2 separate regions of the Homo sapiens genome follow, and region 2 is linked to region 1. A link is an interaction called in ENCODE POLR2A ChIA-PET data of the cell type or tissue named here. Cell type or tissue: IMR-90. All regions are shown on one strand. Each heading gives the region's core, and the rest is flanking DNA. Links, peaks and the distances in the headings are about the cores only.

Region 1 (6,726 bases), core at 867-5,866:
TCACTTCCAATTATAAATAATAATAGTCATGATTTTAATAATAGCAGATATTATTACTCAGTGCTACATGACATTTCAGACTGTCTCATTTTTTTTTTTTTTTTTTTTTTGAGACAGAGTTTCAATCTGCTGCCCAGGCTGGAGTGCAATGGTGCAATCGTAGCTCACTGTAGCCTCTGCCTCCTGGGTTCAAGCAATTCTCCTGCCTCAGTCTCCCAAGTAGCTGGGACTACAGGAGCCCGCCACCACGTCAGCTACTTTTTTGTGTTTTTAATAGAGATGGAGTTTCATCATGTTGACCAGGCTGGTCTTGAACTCCTGGCCCAGGTGATCCACCCGCCTTGGTCTCCCAAAGTGCTGTGATTACAGGCATGACCCACTGCGCTGGGCCCAGATGGACTATCTCATTTAATCCTTATGACAAACCCACAGTTAAGTATTATTGTCCCCAGATGACAGATGAGAAAACTGAGGCTCAGGAAATTAAGTAAACTGTCCATGGTTCACAGTTATACAATGGCAGAGCTGTGATAATTATAATCACAGCTAACATTTTGAGCACTCACAATATGCCAGGCATTGTACTAAAGGTCAATATGAACTATCTCAATTGCTCTTTGAGGCAACCAGGTTAGTTATATACTTTATCATCCATGTTTTTATCCCATGAAAAATTGAAGCCCAGAGAGATTAATCAACTTACCCAAAGTCACACAACTTGTGTGACTCATAGGCAGGCAGGCTGATTCCAGAATCTGCTTTACTTCATCGTCTTTGTCTTGAGAATAAGTTTGGCCAGCCTGAGCCTCTGCTGTGTCCACTGGGCTCCCTGGCCTGTGCAGGCTGTGGTCTACATTCAGCAACTTCCAGGGGGAGAAAGGGAGACCAGGACCAGGAAGAACCATGAATATATCTCTGGAGGAAACAACTATTTAGAGACTCTCTTATTGTCCTTAAGTGCCCTGTAGGAGGTCTGCCATGTGGGTGCCCCGGAGAAGTAAATGCTAACAATATAGTTGTACATTGTCAGGATTTGCAGTTGGATAGTTACTCTGTTCCTGATAAGATGAAAAATGAATCCTTAGAATTCTATTTGTGAGGCAGCGTTGGAGAAATGCTCGGTGTAGACTGAATGTGGCCCCCCAAATTCATATGGTAAAGTCTAAATCCCCAATGCGATGGTATTCAGAGGTGGAGCCTTTGGTGGGTAATCAGGTCATGAGGGTGGAGCCCTCATTAACGGGATTAGTGCCCTTATAAAAGAGACACAAGAGAGCCTGCCCCTTTTTATCTGCTCTCTTCCATGTGAGGACACAGCAGGAAGATGGGCATCTAAAAACCAGGAAAAGGGCCTTCACCATAAACTAGATCTGTTGGCGCCTTGATTTTGGAATTCCCAACCTCCAGAACTGTGAGAAATTTCTGTTGCTTAAGCAACTCAGCTTATGGCATATTTGTGATAGCAGCCCGAACCAAATAAGATGTGCTCTATTTTTGAAATCTTTCTTTAGTACCTGTTAGGGCCTTGAGCCAAGGCACAAAGATCCTCGATGTATAAAATCCATGTTGGAGATCTGGTGGGAGCTCCCATACGGGTTCCTTGCATTCACTATCAGTGCCAGCTGCAGCTGCCTCCCAAAAAGTCAGCTGTTTGGAATAATCCATTCCAACTCAGGAATCAGAAACTGTATCTCAGAGGCATTGAGTTTAACAAGAACACACGGTTATTTAGTAGGAGAACTGGCACTGGAATCTGGATTTTCTGACATCCACTTTCATGCTCTTTGCTTTACACGTGTGTGGACAGACAGGTGGATATAATCAAGAATATTTATTGAGGGCATTCCATATGCTCTAAGCCCTTTGTATGTAATAACTCAATTCTCATAAGCATAGCAGGAGGTATTATTATTATTCCCAATTCACAGTTAAAGAAACTAAGACTCATAGAGGTTAGAATCCTTTCCTAAGTTTGCACAGTAAATAAGTTTGAATTCAAACTCATGCTCTTAAACTGTTATGCTATGTGGCCTGTTGGTTCTTTGTGATGGTCGCCTGAAAAGGCTCCAACTCTGGAAAACAGTTGATTGTGAAAATTATCAAAGTATCTTACTCTGTTTGGGCTGTCATAACACCATACTATAGACTTTTGGCTAACCAACAATAGAAATTTGTTTCTCAGTTTTGGAGACAGAGAAGTCTAAGATCAAGGCACTGGCAGATTGGGTGTCTGGAGAGGGTCTGCTTCCTGGTAGACAATTGACTTCTCACTTTAATCTTACATGTTGGAAGCGGTAAGGAGTCGTTCTCAACTCTCTATTATAAGGGCACTAGTCTCATCCATGGGGGCTTCACCCTCATAATTTATTACCTCCCAAAGGCCCTACCTCCTAATGCCATCACCTTAGGGGTGAGGATTTCAACATACGAATTTTGAGAGGACATGCACATTCAGACCACAGCAGTGGGAGAGGCAAGGCTGGACCGTATGTGCTTGGAGTTCTTGGTGAGGGCCTGCTGATGCTTACGTAAGGATGATAGCACCATGGGATTTGCTTGAAAAGAAAATAATCTGTTGGTTCTTTAGTGGGTGGAGATGTCAGGAAATGCCCTCAGTTAGGGCATATATTCATAGAAATGCCCTGACTTTTATGCCACTGCTGAAAAATATTTCCAATAGAGAAACCTGTGAAGATTTCATGAGATAATATCTGAAAGTAAGCAGAGGCACTTAGCAGAAGGTGCTATCTAAGCTCAAGATATAAGTGGTCTCACATGTTATTTTTCTGTGAAAGGAGTCTCACTTCAAAATAATGCAATACACTGTATAATGGTCATGTAGCACAGAAATAAATAGGGATCCTGGTGCTATCTCCTCTGCATAGTTAAGGTAGAACAAATCTCACTCAGTAGTTGCATTGGTGTTGGCAGTGGAGATAGGGTGGTGGTGGCAGCTTCAGTTGGGACTGGTGCAGATGCAAGGAACCCTCATGGGTGCTCCTGTCAGGCTACATCTGGGCCTGGCTATACATGTGCCTAGCTATACAGGCAGACAGTACAACTGCAGTTGCTGAAGGATTCCAAGGCCCACAGACCAGGGCAGGCCAAATGTCAGGGGCTTCTCCCTTCCTTCCCATGATCTTGAACTTTGTGATTGAATTTTTTCCCTCTTTTCTTGAGGGAGATCTGCATTCTGTTGACCTGTGAGTAACTTGTCATTACTGTAGTCTTCTCATTAAATTCTATCAACACAAATGACTGAGATATATTTATTTTATTATTTCCTAAGCCCAACACACATGCTGAGTGGTTCGTAAAATTAAAATGAACTCTTTCCTCCTGACTGAATGTTTGCATGTTTATAGGGTGCTTTGCTTTAAGAAAATCCAGTATGGGTAATTCTGAAATTGCAAAAACAGGTGCTTAAGGGATGAATTATTTGTTTTGCAGAAGGAGCTATCTCTGAGTTAGAGAGTATGTGTTCAGCTGTGTGATGGAAATTTTTGCTTTACCAAAATTTCATGTACATATGTTTCACATGTGAGTGCTCCATAAATATTAATATTTAGATGATGCTATAACTCCAGCTCTGAAACAGCATCAGGTACAAAATAAGTGCTCAGGAAATAATATTTGTTGAATGAGTGCATCTTTCTCTGAGTGCCAGACCTATATTCTTAGCTATTTATTAGAAATCTCTACCTTGATATCCTGCAGCAACCTGAAAATTTATGTACACATGATCTTATTTCTTTTCCTTACAGAGCATGTTTCCTTCTCTGTGAACAGTATACATAGAGTTTTGGGGACGTTGGACAGCCTGTGTTCAAATCCTGGCTCCCCCTTATACTAATTGGTGACCTTAGGCTATTCACTAAATTTCTCCTTGCCTCATTTTCCTCACCTGTAAAACAACTATAATAATAGTACCTAAATTATAGGGTAGTCTTGAAGGTTAAATAAGGATTAGCATGGATCTGAATATAATAGCACACAGTAAAAGTTAGCTACTATTATCTCCTATTTTAGCCAAGTGCTCTTCTGACTAAGTTAAACTTTGTTGTTAAGTTTACCATCTACTTTTTCTCTCCAGATCCAATGTGACTTTATCGCTCCCTGCATTTTGTTCATCCTAATACTTCCATAGTCCAAAAATCTCAATTCGCTTGACCTTTTAACACAACATCTGAAGACCAAGCTGTTCTTTCTAAGCTCTGCTTATTCTCCTCACCATGGCTTGGGGGTCCACCTTCCTTAGTACAGCAATCTAAGCCTTTGATGAACTGCTTCTGACTCCAAACCCACACTTCCATTCCATCATTAGCCATTCCTTGCCACTCCCAGTCGCCATGCTCTACCCATACTGGACTCCTTACGGCTTCCAGAAAACATCATAGACTTCCACCTCTCTTTGGCTTTCTTGCCTCTCTCTGGGATCCTCTCACCTGTCTTGTCTCACCAATACCATCTAGGTGTAGGTTTCCTTGATACAGTCACAGTTCTGTGGAAATAACTGCTCCTTCATAGGTAACCCGTGAAACTTGATACTTAACTCAGTTATAGCACCTGTCACTTGGTATTAATCACAGGTATTTGTTTACTTGCCCTCTCCACCTTCTTCTCTCCTCCCACTAGATATCAACTCCTTGAGGGCAGGAACCATGGATTGTAAGATCTTTGTCTATTTTCTGTGTCACTAGGGCCTACCTAATGCATAATCACAGTTCAATAATTTTTTTTTATTTTTCCCATTATGACATATTCTCATGTCCGCTAAAAAACCTCCACAGGAATACGTGACTTAGGATGTGACAATTTCCTGTACTTTCTGCATCTAGCACTAACTCATTGAAAGGTTTATGTACATTATTTCAGACATTTGCAAAATGTTTAAAATGAGATGTGAGCAAATAATGATGCTGACACTCTATCAAAACCACAGATTTTTTTTAAAATAAGAGAAGTAAACATACTGCATTGGATGAAAGCAAACTACATTTCTGTTTTAAAGAAAATGTAGAAAAATTTGCTTCTATAAAGAAGCAGTACTGTTATTGTATAATACCTTCTGCTTTTACAGGATGCTTCCCCATCATAATTTCCCTTTTTGCTTGAAAAAGGAAACTATGAATGCATAAAGATGGTGAGGAGAGTAATTTCTCTTTTGAACCTAAGGGAAAAGCACATGCATCTACCAAACTTCCATTTAGCTTTGAAGGCAGAATGATTTTTCACTTGGAATCCAACAGAATTTCAAAGATGTTCGGCACTGGTGCGCCTCTTGGAGTGGTGCAAAGGCAAGCATAAATCTGACAGATCTGAGGGCTGCACGCATGCATTTCACAGGGCGCAGTGTGTAGGGGCTGGGCGGGTCCTCTGCCTGGCCTGGGGGTGAGGGCCATCTGGTCTCTTTTATCCCTCAGTGCTGGCTTAAAGGCTGTCTTTCTGATAATGTTCCCTCCTTCCTGCTCTTTACAATGCTGAAATGAGCATCTTATTTTTCACTTGTTCTCGCTTTCCTTAATTGTCTCCTTGGGATCTTGTAAACTCATTTTAGTGTCTGGCCCATAGCTGTTTAAAGGCACACGTTTTAACCGGATAGTTTATATTTTCTTTTCTTTTTTATCTGAGTTTATTTTTCTTCAAAACTACCTTGGATGGTCTGCCAGAGTCAGAGATGCTCCTTGGAGGCTTGGAGACTCTCAAAGGAATTAGTCCAAAGTGGCCCAGACTCCATGGATTAACTTTAAGCCATCCTGCATGGGCTGCCCTGCTGAAGCCAGCGCAGTTTCACAGGCTGGGACAGCAGCCGGACTTCCTGTTTGAGTTTAGAAATCTCCGCCTGATCCCCCTCCTCCCCACTCCCTTCCTCTCGAGGTCCCTCCTTCTATCCACCAATAAAACAAAGAAACCTGAGAAATTATCTCAGAAAGAAGAGACTTCTCAGGCCTTGATTGTCACACTGGCCTGGAGCCAAGCCAGAGCCTGCCTCAAAAATGGACCCAGGAGGCAAGCTACTGGAAGGCAGTCAAACACCCCCAAAAAGTGAGGTCATATGGCATCACCCCCATTGACCACATCTCATTTGCTCTGCTTTCCTTTTATTTTAAAGGAAAAATTAAAAGTCTTCTAAGACATTGTCTAGGCTGGTAATAAAACTCTAGAATGCTTTGTTCATATATATAACAAAATTGAGAGCAAATGTGTGTGTACATGTAAGTGTGTGTGTCTGTATGTGTAAGCGTGTTACAATCTGGCTAGTAAAATGATCTCAGATTGAAGATACCCTCAAATACTGAGGATGATGCTTATAATTTTCTAACATGCTTTAATATTTTTACTACTCATGTATATATGTATCCACAAACAGTATTATATACTGTTTAGTATGCTGCAAATTTTTATAAATAACACCTCATTGCATGTGTCAAATATTTCATAAATAGAATCACAAAAGCAGAATGAAGGAGCTGGTATGTCAGCATTCTGCTTATGTGTTTTTCTGATTATGATAGTCTCATGAGAAGAGGATTTTATGCATTCTCACTTGAAATACAGCAGATGCCAACCATGAAGGGAATGAAGGTGCTAATTTATAATTTTTTTAAAAATTGTGCAAAAAGAAAGTGAAAAGAATATAAGTGCGAGCTTAGCAATAAAAGGAGTAGTAAAAACACCCACAATATGGGGGGTGGGTGTGGAGTCCTTTCGTCTGTAACCAAGGAG
Region 2 (5,770 bases), core at 1-5,000, 100 kb before region 1:
AGAATGAGTTACAATTTTTTTTTTTTAATTCAAGCCGGCCTTTCTGAGTTTTAGTTTCTGCATTTTCTTGCCTCATTTATTTTAGTGCTAATGAAATGGCTAACACTCATTGGGGGCGAGAGGAAAAAGCATCAGGTCTATAATTCATGTGCAGTTTAGTCACCTCCCAGATAATTAAGGATCAGTTTATAAGGTAATCATAATCATGTTATCCTGACTTAGGTAGCAATTTACCATTTATAAGAAGCTTTATTTATGATACCTTATTTGATCATCTGCCCAAACTTGTACAAGTAGAACAGGTAGCATTACTCTCATTTTCCAGATGAGGAAACTGAGGCTCAAAGGTTATGATGTTCTGTCTAATACCATTGAAAAAGTTTGCAGAGTCAGAACTTGATATGCCAGATCCAGAACTCTATTCTGAATGCTTTGTCAATTACCTACTGGGCAGCTCGCTGAGGAAAGGAGTCAAATTCTGGTCAGCTTGTTATTTGCCTCCATTGCATAAATTTGAAATTATAATAGCTCTAAAGAGACTACTTGTTTCCATCCTGAAATTTACACATTTTCACTAGATTCATAGTATTTTTGCACAAAATGGCAAAAAAAAATTATTCCAGAAAATACATAGTCTTAGTTCAATTGATCTTAATTATATAGTAAGTATATGATTGACATGAAAAGCCTCTGTGGGCATAGCTGTGTGTTTGTGTTTCTGTATGTGTGTGGATATGTGTGGAAGACTTCTTGAAAGTTCTGTTACTAATAACTAATAAAACAAATGTGTGTCCATTTTAGATCTTTTAGTGTTAATAAGATCTTGTTGGATACATTTTTACATAAATGTAGCACTTTAACCATAATTGGGTACACTCCTTCTAAGAATTTCTTGATGCATGTAACAGAACCTTGAGTCTAGTGGTTTAAGCAAGTAAGGTTTTCTTCTGACTCCCTCCCCACCTATAACAGTAAGCCTGGAGGTAAGTAATCCGTGGTCGAGATAGTGGCTTAAAAGATGCCACTGATGACACAGGCTCCTTGTCTTTCTTTTCTTCCATCTTTCATAAGCTGTATTCGTCTTCTTAATGGGAAGACAGCTGCTGCACTTCCAAGCACTGCATTCCCATTGCACACAGGAAGAAGGAAAGAAGGCAAAAGATGCATACCCATTGTCCATACCCTTTTCAGAAATATTCCTGAAAACAGTGAGTTCTGACAAATAAATTGTAAATAGCAGCATCTGACAAGTGCTGCAAGTAGGTCTGGGGAGGCAAACATTGTAGTTGGGCAGCTCTCAGAAAAACGGCCTTCCGTTAATAAAAAAAAATTAAGGAATAAATCGATATTAGGGAGTTAGTTTGCAGCATCTGTTGTTGCATCCACTATGAGAGTAGCTTATTTTAATATTAAGGCTGTAGTTATATCCCTAAAAAATAGTTCCAGAGATTGGGTAAGACAATAACAGCTCAATCTGGAGTTGAGCAGTTAATTGGATTGAGAGTTAATATGTCATGCTTCTGTGAAAGTCAAATAATATGTCAGGAATGGGGAGCACATTTTCTATTAAGAGCCACTGACCTATAGGGAGTAGTTCACAAATTTACTGTATTTTTTAAAAGAAAGCTAATTGTAAGAAGAGAAGGTTAAAAGTTTCAGTTCTGCTGTTACTCAGCGTGGCATTAGGTAATCTAAAACTTCATTAAATAAATGATAGGCTCAATAATTAAAATTATTCTCTTTTTTAAGATTATTGACCTAAAGAGAATCAGAGGTAAGTGATAGAAAGAGAATAACAGACAACTCAAATCAGGTAGAAGTTTGTCAGCTGTTTACTCTGTGCAAATTTTCTTTTATTGCCCTGATACTAACTTTGCTGCCTCCCCCAAAAAACGCTGTGCCCAATACACTGCCCAGATACAGCATCCATGTCCAATAAAATTATTAGTAGAATAGGAATGGGAAGATACTTTACATGGTAAAAGAATCTCTCAAACCAATCATCACCTTCATTCTTAATGTTGAGACTTCAGAAGTGTTCTCCTGAAAGCCAGGGCAAGAGTAATAGTAACCGTCATCTCTGTCATTTAACATTTTTCTGAAAGTTGGAGCCAATACAAGAAGAAATGAGGTATAACTATTCCAAATGACAAGACAAAGGCATCCTTTCTTTTTCTAGATAATATTTCTATTTAATTGAATACCTTAAATATTTAAAATCTCCCCAAAATATTCAGGGGAATCAAGTGAACACAACTAAAAGTAATAAATATGTTTTTATTTTTATGTTAAAGTATAACAAAGCATTCAGGTAGATACATTTTCACCAAGTGACAACATCTTATGTAACTAGCACCCAAGTCAAACAACAAAACAGTTCCAGTACTCTAGAAGGCTCCCTTGAGCCCCCTCTGGTCACTATCTGTTAAGGGGGTGGGATTGTAGACAGTTTCTTTCTTTTCCTTTTTTTTTTTTTTTTTTTTTGGGAGTTCCTGTATTTTCCAAATTATTAACAATTATATAATGATAAAGGAAAATGATTTTATATAGGGGTGTGTGTGTGTATGTGTTTGTACTTAAGTAAAAGTAGTTTTGTTATTTCTCGGCTGGATTTTTCTTATGTCTATTAAGTATAATCACTGTCTATTGAGTCAGTAACTAATTTTTAAAGGAGTCTTGAAATGCTATCTCCCCCTAACTGCTCACTCACAGTTAAATATTCTGTTCATGACTTGAAAGCAGACATCAGTTTAAAGGGTATGAAAAGCAAGACAGGTTCTCACTGGGAATTTCTAAGGCTTAATATACCTTTGACTTATCAAGTTGACTGAGACAGTTTAATGCTATTCATGGTATGGGACCTTGTTGCTATAAATACGAATATTTATCACTTGATTCCATATTTGATCGCCCCTCCATTACTCTCTCTTTGCCTTTTGATGTTTGCTGCGTATTGCCCAAACTTTCTCTTCTTCACTCCTCTAGATCGTGAACCTTATAGAAGAAACTGGACACTTTCATATCACAAACACAACATTTGATTTTGATCTTTGCTCGCTGGACAAAACCACAGTCCGTAAACTACAGAGTTACCTGGAAACATCTGGAACATCCTGAGGATATAACAACTGGATGCATCAAGAACTATTGTGTTTTTTTTTTTTGGTTTTTTTTTTTTTTGGTTGTGATTTTTTGTTCTTGTTGTTTATATGAAAACACTCAAAATGATGCAACCAAAAGGGAAAAAATAAAAATCAAACAACCTTCAGCTTTATTTTTCTTTAAAGCCAGTCATCATCTCTTGATAAAGGAGAGGTTAAAGCAAACCAGCCTCAGCGGACCACTCTTCTCTCCAAGGAAATCCCCGGGAAGAGTTAGCCTGGATAGCCTTGAAAACAAACAAATCAAACACAACACAAGAAAACTCAAAGAATGTGTATGGTATCATGTATCTCTCTGTGGTGGTTCATTCCACAGGACGAATGCATATTCAACACACTGCCTTATTACATAACTGATCTATTTATTATCGCATACAGATATTCTAAGTCGTTGAGGGAATGACACCATCAGACATTATAAGTACTTGGTCCCGTGGATGCTCTTTCAATGCAGCACCCTTGCCATCCCAAGCCCAGTGACCTTACTCGTATACCGTGCCACTTTCCACCAACTTTTTCCAAGTCCTTTAACTCGTTGCAGTCTGTATTTTCCACCTTTTGTTTTTCCAGTTCCAGGACACAGATTATCAACTGGGGGGACCAAATAGCCACCTTGATTTTCTTCTTTGTGGTCTTTTTCCTGAAAGTTGGGGCCCAGTCCTTGGCTGTATCCATGTAATGATCTTGGACCATGGTAGAAAATGCACCAAATAGGATCATATGAATTGCTGTCTAGCCTTAGTCAATAAACTTGTAGGACTTTTAAACAAAAGTGTACCTGTAAATGTCCTGAATCCAGCATTGTTGAGCTGTCATCAACATTCTTGTGTCTGTTTTACTGTTACAATATTAGGTGAATATGGAAGTAAAGGCATTCCACAGGATCATCATTTAAAAAAAAAGAATTCTGGTCCTGTTTTCTAAAAAAAAAAACTGTTGTAGAAATTCTTAATTTGGATCTATTTATTAGTCAGAGTTTCAGCTTTCTTCAGCTGCCAGTGTGTTACTCATCTTTATCCTAAAAATCTGGAATCAGAGATTTTTGTTTGTTCACATATGATTCTCTTAGACACTTTTATATTTGAAAAAATTAAAATCTTTCTTTGGGGAAAAATTCTTGGTTATTCTGCCATAACAGATTATGTATTAACTTGTAGATTCAGTGGTTCAATACCTGTTTAGTTGCTTGCTAATATTTCCAGAAGGATTTCTTGTATTGGTGAAAGACGGTTGGGGATGGGGGGATTTTTTTGTTCTTGTTGTACCCTTGTTTTGAAACTAGAAATCTGTCCTGTGGCATGCAAAAGAAAGCAAATTATTTTTAAAAGAAAAAAACCAAAGTACTTTTGGTGTCATTATTCCATCTTCTCCATAAGTGGAGAAATGAAAAGTAAGAACAGCTCATCTTCAAAGTTTTTACTAGAAATTCAGCCGAAAAGAAGAGAAATGAAGAAATACTTCTGGATCCAAAGGTTCGTCACTGGATCAGCCTTAAGAAAGTCTCTATGTGTGCTAATAGACCAGTATCTCCCTTGTTTGTTCCCATGCCAGATGCTGTCTTTTCATACAGAGATTAACTAGTGTCTGTACAGAAAATGGTCTTTCCAGACCCATTCTTTTGGGCAGTTATATAAATGCAGATTGATAATGGAGTTATTTCTGCATTTTAAAAAGGGGATTTTTTACACTGTTTCTTTCTATCCAAAGAAACTATTTTTCCTTTAAAAAATTATAATACAGCCATGCTCCTTGTAAATTATTTCTCTGAAGCGTCCTCCCAGAGGACAAGTGTACTTTCTCAATAATGTTATGATTCTTAATGACGATTGGCATGAACCGTACTTGAAGCATTTGTTGTATTGTCCACTTCTTGATGTGCAGAGAAACTTTGAGTCATTTTGGACATTAGGTGATTGATGAATTGTGTGGTTTCAGTTGCGTTTTGTTTTTAACTTTATAGCTGGAAGGGGAGGGTAATGTTTATATGGAAATGTTGCAAATTTTTAAAATATTTTAAAATTTCTAACTGCTAACACATATTCTGATCAAGCCAGAAGTTTATGTGATTTAATATATCTGTGTAGTTTAACTAGAAACGTATATATGTAGTTTGGGCCATTTTTATTTCTGTAACTAAATTGTGGGGCAAAAAATATGATTTGCCAATGTAAAAATTTTTTCCTTTAAGTTACTAACCAAGAAGCTAGGTAAGATAAGAAATGACCAAACAAAAATAATGATAAGAAGGACAGCTATTATATGATAAACTTTAGACTTGAAAATTAGGTAATAAAGTTAATTTCTTCAGAATATCCTAAAATGTAAGTTTGTAAATTGATAAAGTTCAGAAAAACTTATCCATCTTCTACTCATCAAGATAGCAAAGTAAGTTTTTCACAAAATTAAGACTGAGAGTTACGTTATTTTTTTTGAAGTGGTAATCTTGCTCTCATCTAATTTTTAAATACAGAAATAAAAAGATCCCTTTGAATTAATTTCAAGTAGTTTTAATACCTCTCTTAAAGTAACCCCTTCAGTTCTGTCACATTTATATACACCCAACTTTGAAGCCTATTAAGAATATCTTTGACATGTGAGTACCCTAACAG

What was found. Peaks named below come from ENCODE experiments on the same cell type or tissue, not always from the same donor. Only the 100,000 strongest peaks of a DNase experiment are listed, where the experiment ranks them.
Region 2: POLR2A ChIA-PET joins it to region 1 with 14 read pairs; 3 of 35 experiments call an interaction of 5 or more read pairs at or near these places.

What each region holds. Positions count from the first base shown.
Region 1 is chr9:20,243,089-20,249,814 of GRCh38, reverse strand. It overlaps a transcript of SLC24A2 not described here. Among named protein-coding and RNA genes, the nearest start is that of MIR4473, 160 kb to the left of the region's middle. In IMR-90, for the core only: no CTCF peak of the experiment used is centred there; no DNase peak of the experiment used is centred there; H3K27me3 peaks cover 385 bases.
Region 2 is chr9:20,343,790-20,349,559 of GRCh38, reverse strand. MLLT3 (MLLT3 super elongation complex subunit) reads left to right here. Exons shown (of 11, transcript NM_004529.4): 11 at 2,986-5,770. The coding sequence ends at 3,117. It overlaps LOC124902129 (a long non-coding RNA gene), which reads right to left and starts at 2,441. Exons shown (of 4, transcript XR_007061434.1): 1 at 1-2,441. In IMR-90, for the core only: no CTCF peak of the experiment used is centred there; no DNase peak of the experiment used is centred there.